Linked DNA regions of Homo sapiens: region 1 is linked to region 2. A link is a loop called in an ENCODE intact Hi-C map of the cell type or tissue named here. Cell type or tissue: heart right ventricle. All regions are shown on one strand. Region 1 overlaps SYNE3 (spectrin repeat containing nuclear envelope family member 3). Region 2 overlaps CLMN (calmin).

Region 1 (5,000 bases), 94 kb before region 2:
TTTTTCCTTCATCTAGTAATTGGGTGAGACAAACTAGCCCCAGAAAGCAGACAATGGGATGAACTGCCAAGTAGGACTTTTAGGGGAGGCAAAATGGATTAGGAAATGCTAAGTTCTCTGTTGAAGGAGGATACCTGGATTCTTCAGGCTGTCAGAGTTGGAGGGCTTCCATAGACTGTCTTGTTCCAACTTTGTACCCATTTTACAGGTTAGGACTCTGAGACCTCAGCAGTTCTTGTTTGGCCAGTGAGCTCAGGGAGTTAGTTCCAGGAGTGGGGGTCGGTCTCTGCACCCACTGGATGACAGCTTGATACTGCTCAGCACTAGACAGGGTTGAGTTGGAACTCTGCTGCTGATGGGCTGTGTGACATTGGTCCAGTTCCTTACCACCTCCCCCCACCTATTGGTAAGGAGGGAAGTCAGCCCTGGAGCGTTCAGTGCTCCCTGAAATATTAGGTATCCTAGGATTGTGCGCGTGGGCTCGCATCTGGAAGAGAAATCCCTAGATTCAGCCACGAGTAACAGAATCCCTCCTCCCCCGACCAACTTTGGCTTAAACCAGTCAGAGACTTTACTTTTCTCTCCTCCTGAGAAGTCTAGATATAGGCGGTTGCTGGCATCGTCTCCTCAGGTTATGGATGTCAGAGCCAAGGCTTTGCAACTGTCCTTCCTTTATATCACAGTCACTTCATGGCCCAGGATGCTTGCTGTACCTCCAATTTTTCATCTGGGTTCCAGGTAGGAAGAAGGGGAGTGAACTAGACGAATCTGCCCTCCTCATTAGCAGCTTTCCCAGAAGCTCCACCAGCCACTTCCGTTCTCATCTCATTGGCCAGGACTGTGTCACATGTTTTCCCCCACATCTGCAAGGAGTCTGGGAACATGTGCCCCAAAAAGATGGGGGCTCTTCTAGTAAGAATGAAGGGTAGGGTGGCTTGGAGTGGCACTTCGCTGTCTCTGCTACAATTGGAGGAGAAAACCAGAGTTTGTCCTGACCCTCCATGCCTTGGCTGTATGCTCCTTGTGTGGAACTCGAAGGCATCATCCTTGCAGTGTGAGAGTGACCTGCCACCACGGCCTGCCACCTCCTCTCAGGGGACCCTGAGTCCTTCAGGTCTACCCAAAGGCATTGTAGACATTCTTCCTGCAAGGCTTGGGAACCGACAAATAGATCTGCCCAGCTTGCCAGAGTTTTTGTGCAGGAACAGCCCCTCCCGTCTTTGTCCTGGCGGTGAGCACCCAGGGCTAAGCTTTTGAACACTTTCTTTGTGTTTGGATTCAGCCCAGGCAATGCATATTTGCTTTCATTTCTTCTTGAGCTTGAGGAGCTCCTGGGTGCAAATCTTGGAAAATGAGGATCTCTGAGCCTTTCCAGGCCAGCTCTTTGTTTTGTAGCAGACAATTGAGGCTTTGAAAAGGAAAGTGGGTGGGGGCACCCCACAGGTGGCCCTCATCACCCAATTGCCAGTGCCTGCAGGCTGCTTCAGCAGAGGCCCAGAGTCAAAGAGGACTTAAAACCAGCTGTCGTTTCTCCCTTAGCTTCTGTGTATGAGAGAAACGACTTCTGTTTTTCAAAGTAAGAACAAGGAGGAATTTGTTTCTAAAAGAACATTAAAACACAGGCTCGTGGTCTAAAAGCAAATGGTTCAGCAGGATGTTCAGGGCCTTAAAGCACAGTCAGCAGGACTCAGCATCTCCCAGCACCTGCTCTCCGGTTGTCATGGTAACATCATCCCCAACCCAACCACCTTGTCCAGCCGAGAGACAGCAATCATAAGGAGGGACCTCGGTTTCCCCCGAGGATCCTGGGCTTCCTTTCTGAAACGCTTGCTTCTGAGCTCAGCAACCAGGAACACCAGGCCAGCCCATCCCCAGCACCTCTGTGGAGATGAGGGACAAAGTCCTACAGTCCCTCTTCCTGTTCTGATGAGAAAGGGAGGGAAGAAAACATACCCCGAGCGCCTGCAATATGGTCATGACACTTTCAAAAAGCCTGTGCTATGGAGTCATGATCAGAAACCAGAGTGTGGAGAGGGTCAGCAGCCTGCCTCAGAGCAGCCAGCTAGGCGGGGAGTGGTAAATTTGGGACTTGTACCCAGGCATGACTGGCTCCGAGCCCAGTGCTCCACTCTATGGAATGTTCCCTGGGCCTCAGTTGCTTTCCTTTCCTTTGCAGGCCGCGGGCTGCTGCCACTCTGGCAGCTGGTGAGTTAGCTGGAGGGCAACATTCCAAAGCAGGGGCAGCATGCTGCTTTCCTCCTGTGCCCACTCCTGCGGGGAAGTCCGTTGACTCCCACCGCTGAAGGGAGCTGGCAACACCAGGATGAGGTCCCAGGGGACGGGAGCAGGTACCCACTGTCTGTCTACCTTCCCACTGGAAAAGCACGGACAGGCCAGCCCTTGCGGGGGCAGGCAGAGGACAGAGTTGGCTTTGCGCGGTCTCTGCCTGCTGAGCAGTTCCAATTCCTCTCATGGGAGAAACAAGGAGGCAGTCGCTTGTGCATGTTCCAGAAGTTTTACTGGGGAGGAGGAAGCGGACAGAGGAAGCTGTGTGTGCATGTGAAGGGGTGGGCAGGGTGGGAGGGATGCACGCGTATGTGAGCATAGCATGTGTGAGTACTACACACATCTCCATGCAGAAGCACAACTGGGCAGCCCTGGCTTCCAGCTCTGGGCTTCAGCACAACAGACACCAGCCTGTGGTCTCTCAGAAGCCAGGGAGACCACATCGGGCTCAGGACGTTTTACCCAAAGTCCAGAGTTTTTATGCCTCTCCCTGGCATTCTCCATAAAGAAGGGAAGGTCAGATGACCCCTTAGATCTGTGTCATCTGGGAATTTCCTTGGGCTGGTTTAGACACGATGCCCTCTTTTTCTCAGGATAGCAGATAACCTGCTTTGAAAGAGGGCTTAATTCTGTGGGTCCTAAATTTTCTCCTTTCTCTCTCTCTTTCTGTGTGTGTGTGTTGGGAAAATGGCAAGTTTCCAATACCAGCTTTGGAGGAACGATTACGTTTTCCCTCCAATTTCAAGTCCGAAAGACCAGAGCCCTCATTCCAAAGCCCCCCACCCAGATGGATTTTTTCGTTTCATTTGTCATCCGTCCCATGGGAGGGCCCCATGTCTCCTCAGAACCCATCCTGGAGGCAGCAGGTCGGGTAGAGTGAGTTTGGCCTGCTCATGACCTCCACCCCTGAGATTGTGAACAAGGATGTCTGGGGCGATGCTGAGAATGTTTTTGAAGCTGCTCCCAGATGACGCTGATGATCACACCAGATTGAGTGCTGCGATCGCCTTGAGTCCAACCTCTGCATAAACGAGGTTCTCATAAACAAGTTCACTCTACCCTAAGCTAAGTCTATGTGAGCAAACCCACTTCATCCTTTGTACCTGGAGACCTGGTTACACTAACCTGATACTGACCTGTTCATGTAGCTGGAATGGTGTGTTTCATGCAGTGTGGACCAAGCAATGGCATGGGGTGTGTGTGTGTGTGTGTGTGTGTCTGTGTGTGTGTGTTTGTGTATGCGTTCACACTTGTGTGTGTATATGTGCATGTAGATGCTGCATAAATGATTTTTGATGTCAAAGACAAACACATTCCATTGTTTTAAATATTCTATTATGTAAACAATACGCAGAGGGACCATATCTACTCTTGTCATATTATTTGTGATGGTAAAACATGCATTTGCAATAAATTAAGCTTTCTGGGAAGGCAAGCAGTATTGGAGCCAAACGACTGTCTCGGAACATGTGTGTGTTATCTCGGTTCATATCAAGTCCAAAGCTAATGGAGCCTTCCCCGCCATCCAGGGAGGAACACCAGGACCCCGGAGTTTCTTCTTAGTGCTATATTTTAAAGTTGCATTGACGTTTTCCTCCCCTTCCTTTTGTGCAAGTTGGAAGTAGCAGTGTTCTAAAAGATGGTTTGACGTTTTTGCTGTTGTTTTATGTTTTTAAAAATGTATCTGCTTTGTGTTTGGAAATAAAAATCTCTATTTTGGTCTATGAAATACTGTGTGGTTTGGAAATTCGTTTTCTGAAGTAAAGGAGTTTGTCCAAGAGGTTATGAGAAGAAAGATGACATGTGGCTAAGGCTGACATTGTAAAATTCTGACTTCCAGTTCAACCTCTTTCATGCAGAGGTTGAACTCAGGGCGACAGCAACACTCAATCTCATGTGGATATCAGCCTCATCTGGGAGCATCTTCAAACACATTCTCAGCATCTCTCCAGACCTCCTCGTTCACAGTCTCAGGGGTGGGGGTCATGGGCAGGCCAAGTGGATACTGAGAATTCCAAAATGCACTCTGGGTGCATTTGGTAGAGAAACAGCACCCCCAGTAGATCCAGGCACTAGCCCAGATAGAGGTAAAAGGACGCCTTTCCAACCATTTCACTCCCAACCCCAGGGATCAAAGCCCCACCAGGACAGTTTATTTCACAAAGAATTCTTGGGTTTGGCTATCTGGTTTCGTAACTCACAGTGCACTGGAAGCTGCAGAGGAGAAGGGGAGGACACTGCGAGATGCAGGAGAAGCCAGAGACACCATCCTGACTTTTGAGGGCAGGTCTAAGAAACCGGCAAGTAAACCCAGGAGCTGCCACAGGCTAACAAAAGCTCCTAACAAGGACCTTGGTTTGCCAAGAAAAGGAAAATGTATGTCAGAATCTTCTGCTTACCAAGGAACAGAAGTGTACCCTTCAATTCAGAACACTGTCATTAGAAGGATTTAAAATAAAATGGTTTTGCCTCTAGTATAATTTGTTCTCCCAAGTGAGAACTTTTAAAAAATTTGCTATTATTTTAATAATGTGTGTAATACGTTTCCTAAGTTTTTTCCATCTCTGTGATCTTAAACCCTTCTCACCCTTTGGGAGGTGAGGCGGGATAGGGGGTGGGGGGACTTGAGTGAGAAGCATTATATCTGTAGCCCCTCACTCCTTACATGACTGGTAAAGGAAGAGACAAAGTTTTAGTCTCCATATGAATCCAAG
Region 2 (5,000 bases):
GCAGCTGCTGTCAGGGTCAGGCATTCCTGATTCTTTTCAGAAAGCTTTGACTCTCTTGGGGCCCTGGGATGGGGTGATCCTGGGGTCATTAATGAGGGGTAGCCCTGAGCTTACAACCTCTGGGATATTGCATTTCAGGGAAGAATAGTTTAATAATAGAGCTATATCTTTGTATCTTTCCATATATCCATAAGTTTAAGTTGACTTAGAAGTATCTTGGCCTCTGCTCACTTGCTCATCCAAGGCTTTTATCTCTCACGCTGAACTGTAGGATTCTGAAATCCATGCAATGTGATTGTGATGTCATAGGTCATCCCCCAAAAAACATTGGAATGAAGATTTCTCGACCTGTCTTTGGAGGTCCGGGTGAGCTGGGCAGAGTGATGGCCCCTCCCAAGAGGCCTGCCACTCACCTTCCTGTGTCTGATACTTGAGCAGATGCAGTGTTCATGGATATGTTCACATGCATAGCTCAAAAAGACGTTCGTCAAGGAGGAGCCCTCTGGCAGAGCATGGGCATGTCCCTCTGGGCAGACTGCCTGTGCCACCCTCACAGGGTCCCTTGCAAGGAAACAGGGGTGGTCCAAGCTGTTGACCTTTTTGGAGAAGAGAAGATGGAATTGCAGGATGCTGGCAGCTTCTGCCAGGTGGTCCCTGCTTCCTTGGAGCCATGTGGGAAGGCAGGGACATATTTTCTAGAACTGATGTTAGAGGTGGTGTGTTAATAGGTCTGCGCCTTAGTTCCGTACCTGGCTGGGGGCTCTGGTGTCCTTCGAAAGACAGGCTAGTCTGGCTGCCCCCTCTCCCTCTTTGTCTGAGCCTCAGGGTCCAGCTCAGTGTTCCACCAGTTCTGGGGGTCACTGTACTGTTGGACAAAAAGGGGTGTCAGGCCAGGATTTAAAGAAGGCTCCATTCATGTGGGAAGCCTCCACCACCCAAAAAACCCACAACCCTTCTCTGAGCAGTTTAGCACATGTGTGTCGAGCACGTAGCATCTTGCAGACATTGGAGAATGAAAGCTGGTTCTAGTCTCTGCCTTTCAGGAGCGTGAAACTGTCATGGGCACCCAGCCAGACTGTAGCTTGAATTTTCTGATTCTAGCGGTGCAGAGGTCAGTTCTGCTTTGGGCCATCCCCTGTCATTCTGGTGCTTTTGGCGTTTGATGCTGTAATTCTGGACCTGGACTTTGAAGGCCAAGCAGAAACTTGACTGCGTAGGTTCTGGGTTGCACAGTGCAGAAGGGAGAGAAATGATTGGAATCCCCTCAAGGCAGGCTCAGAGGCAGGGCAGGGCCTGCGTTTTCCGAAGGATCAGCCCCGGCCCATGTGGCCCACTTTCTCCTTTTGTTCCACTGGCTCAGGCCCAGGTGCAGGTGTCCCTCATGCGAACTTGGACTCCGCAGTCACTGACTTCTTTACGGCTTTCCACCCACCACCCAGCCACTCGAGCATGTTGTTGCTAAAGCCACCAGTAGGTTTTGTGACCTACAGCAGAGCTTCCCAACCCATGAGCTAAGGGCAGCAGAGTGGGGGCCTGGGCAGCTCTTTGGCCCATCCCAGGACAAATGGTATCATGGTCCCATGTGACCACGAGAAAAAGGCTGGGTTGCACTGGCTTACAGGATGAAGTCCAAGCCCCTTGACCTGTTGTGCGAGGTCACCTGTGGCCTGGCTCAGGATGCCACACCAACCTTCTCTCCCATAACTCCCCAACAATTCCTGCCCCCACAGCCCACCCCTCCAGTTCCTTATCGCTCCATCTTTACCTCCCTATCTCTAGACCTTCCTTTCACACAGCAGTGGAGCACACAGCAGTGGGATGGGATGCTGCCATGGTCACCGTTATCCAGCAGCCAGAGAAGGGATGGAGCCAAGGAGGGACCGTTCCTGTTCCCACCTCCGCCAGCTCTTAGAGGGCACAGCAAGTGCACTGAAGGTTTCTATATAAAAACCCAAAGAAAACCAAATGCACAGGTTTCATGTCAAGGAACTGCCTGCCAGGGCACTACCCCTGGGGCTGTGTGCCTGGTTCTAAGGGATGAATCATCATGTAGAAAGTTTCTTTCTGACTGTGGCTGGGGTCAGGCCACGGGCTTTGAGTTCACTCCTGATTACAACAGGCAAAAGGCCGTGTTCTAGTGCCAGCTCCATCCCTATCTCATGGTGTGGATTTTTCTTGAGGGGCCTTTCCAGGTGGAGCATTGTGCGGCTGCGGAAGCCACAACCAAGACCCAAAGGCTGAAGGCCTGAGCCAGGGTCCTGGCTTTGTTGCAAACTCGCTGTGAGATTCTGAAAAATCTCTCTCCCTTGTGGTTCCTTAGTTTCCTCATTTGCAAAATGAGAGGGTTGGATTATCTGGGGCTCAAATCCACCCCTGGGAAGGTGGTCAAGGAGTGGTGGGCCTGGGCAGGTGCCCACCTAAAGCCGTCTGCCTTCCAGCCCGGCATGCATGAGTGGATGGCTGGTGTGTGACTCTGGGCTCTACTAAGCACTGCTGGCTGCATCCTAGATTCTTTTCACTGTGGAGTGCTGGAGATTCACTTCCACCAAGTGTCCTGGGTAGAAAATGTTGCATTTCATAAGCTTTGCTATACAAGTACACGTGGTAAATGATGTACATTCTTGGCTTGTCCTTGGCTGTCAAGTTGAAGGTACCTAGGGAGGTATAGTGGCCAGCCCGCCATCAGGGCAAACAAGGGGCTCTGGACTCCACCCAGGCATGTTTGTACCAAGGAACGAGAGTGTTCAGGGGCCAGGTAAAACAGAAGCCCATCTCACAAATGGCTTTGCAGCAGGGAGAGGGAAGCCCTCAGTCCAGTTGGCAGCAGACCTAGGAAGAAGTTTCGCCACAGAATCACGTGTCAGCAGCCACGACTTTGCATCAGAGCAGCCCAGAGCTGCCTGCTGGCCCTATAGCCTCATGAGAGAGGCGGGATGTCTCACCAGATCTGCAGCTCTAGGGAAGCAACCCTTTGCCCAAGAGGCCCAGATTTCATAAACTGCCCTCCCTGACCTGTGGAACACTCTGGCATTTAATTTTTCACTGAAATAGCTGAGGCTCTGGACAAAGTCCCTCTGCCCGACAAGCCATAGATCACATCTGCCCTATGTCTGAGAAGAAGAGAGAAAAATAAAGTAATTGTCTTTTTTGTGATTGAACCATTAAAAGTGAACTCCCTGTTCCCATAGAAACCTTTTTATAAATTTTTTTTCTTTCCCCATGCCTTTTTTTTTTTTTTGTTTAAACAGTGGTAGATTGCGTTAGTCACAGAAGGAATTAGAGGCAGCATCAGAAATCATAAGTGCAGCATCAAAAAATGGACTTTTTCTTCCTTACCAGGTCTTCTTTTCCTACTTTCTTTCTATCGGAGTAGGGATTTGCAAACTACGGCCCACAGGCCAAATCTGGCCTGCTGCCTCTTTTTGTGTATAAAGTTTTATTGGCACATAGACACACCCATTTATTTGCATATTGCCTATAGCTGCTTTTGCAGGACAAGGGCACAGCTGAGTAGTTGAGGCAAAGAAGTACCCACAAAACCAAAAATATGTATCATCCAGCCCAGTGTAGAAAAAGAGGAAGACAGAAATGGAGAAAAGTGTTAGTAAAATGCTCTCAGCAAAAGAAAAGTGGTGTGTGTATGTGTGTTTTTAATTTTTATTTTATTTTTTTGAGACAGAGTTTCATTCTTGTCACCAAGGCTGGAGTGCAATGGTGTGATCTTGACTCACTGCAACCTCTGCCTCCTGGGTTCAAGCAATTCTCCTGCTTTAGCCTCTCGAGTAGCTGGGATTACAGGCATGCGCCACCATGCCCAGCTAATTTTTATATTTTTAGTAGAGACAGGCTTTCACCATGTTGGCCAGGCTGGTCTCGAACTCCTGACCTCAGGTGATCCACCTGCCTTGGCCTCCCAAAGTACTGGGATTACAGGTGTGAGCCACTGCACCTGGCCGTGTATGTGTATTTTTAGTGTGTATCTCTCTGTGTGTGTATGTCTGTCAGTGATGTTTTTGCTAAAGTCAGCTGCTCTGCCTTGGAACAGCAGCCCAGGATGAAAGCCGTCAAGATGCCCCCACATCCCAGAACTAAGGTGTTATCTTGGAACCCCTGCCACGTGCCTCCCACACTTGCCTGGTCATTGTTATCCCACGTCTGATTCTATCCAGAAGAAAGCCCCAACATCTGTGGACAAGGAATCACTCTTCTTTCCAGCAGCAGTATGTGAATATAGGGGCCTGGAAGGCTGGAATCAGGTTCGTGGGGTGAGGCCGGCCAGCCTCCCTACGGAGTAGGAAATGGGTCCTTGTCAGCAAGTATCAGGCTGCTATGCAGAATACAGCAATCTGGAGGACTTCCTGTAGAAAGTTAGGAACTGTATTTTCTGAACCCAGACCCAGGGCACGTGACAAGTAGAAGGTGCTTCTCGTGATGACAGCAGGGAATGCTTGTTGTATGTGTGGCAGCCCAGCCTTCTTCTCCAAAGGGTGCCAGACTGCCTGGGGTACGTTTTAAATCTGCTTTAGAAATGGGCTTACCCACTTGAAGCCTGGTCCTTTGGTCAAATAACAGTTGTCCAGTCCCCCTGAAATTCTGGGAGCTCGGGATGGAGGGGTGGGTGAATGGGACATGCTAGGAGTTCTCAGTACAGAGAGGATAGGGTTATGGTGAGGTTGAGATCAGCGTGTAGGAACTGTGGGTGCTCACCGTGGGTCCTGCAGGAGTGTAGGGTGGGGAGGGAGGCCCAGTCCAGTCTTGAGGGGGACATTTGCACAGCTAGACTGCCCTGTAGGTTTCTCTGTGAGTTTGGTGGAGAACACGGTGGCGGCAACAGGCCTGAGCTGAGAGTGTACAGACCAGGGCTCTGGTCACGGGGCTGGCACCACTTGGCCATAGAAACCCGGGGAGGCTTCCCGACAGAGGGCAGGAGAGTGGGACTCAAGGGGAAGGAAGAGGCCCGCATGAGTCACAGATTGTCTACCCAGGAGGCCAGAGAATGT

The links. A loop is a pair of places that touch in the nucleus more often than their neighbours do. Peaks named below come from ENCODE experiments on the same cell type or tissue, not always from the same donor. Only the 100,000 strongest peaks of a DNase experiment are listed, where the experiment ranks them.
Region 1: it touches region 2 in a loop (2.2-fold over the local background); 7 of 110 quality-filtered maps call a loop at or near these places.

What each region holds. Positions count from the first base shown.
Region 1 is chr14:95,406,281-95,411,280 of GRCh38, reverse strand. It overlaps SYNE3 (spectrin repeat containing nuclear envelope family member 3), which reads left to right. Exons shown (of 18, transcript NM_152592.6): 18 at 1-4,015. Among named protein-coding and RNA genes, the nearest start is that of LINC02292, 79 kb to the right of the region's middle. In heart right ventricle, no CTCF peak of the experiment used is centred here; DNase peaks (open chromatin) are centred at 1,171 and 2,414; H3K27ac peaks cover 3,512 bases.
Region 2 is chr14:95,311,879-95,316,878 of GRCh38, reverse strand. The region is part of intron 1 of CLMN (calmin); the gene reads left to right. Among named protein-coding and RNA genes, the nearest start is that of CLMN, 5.5 kb to the left of the region's middle. RefSeq lists a silencer at 1,961-2,020. In heart right ventricle, no CTCF peak of the experiment used is centred here; a DNase peak (open chromatin) is centred at 2,858; H3K4me3 peaks cover 36 bases; H3K27ac peaks cover 2,194 bases.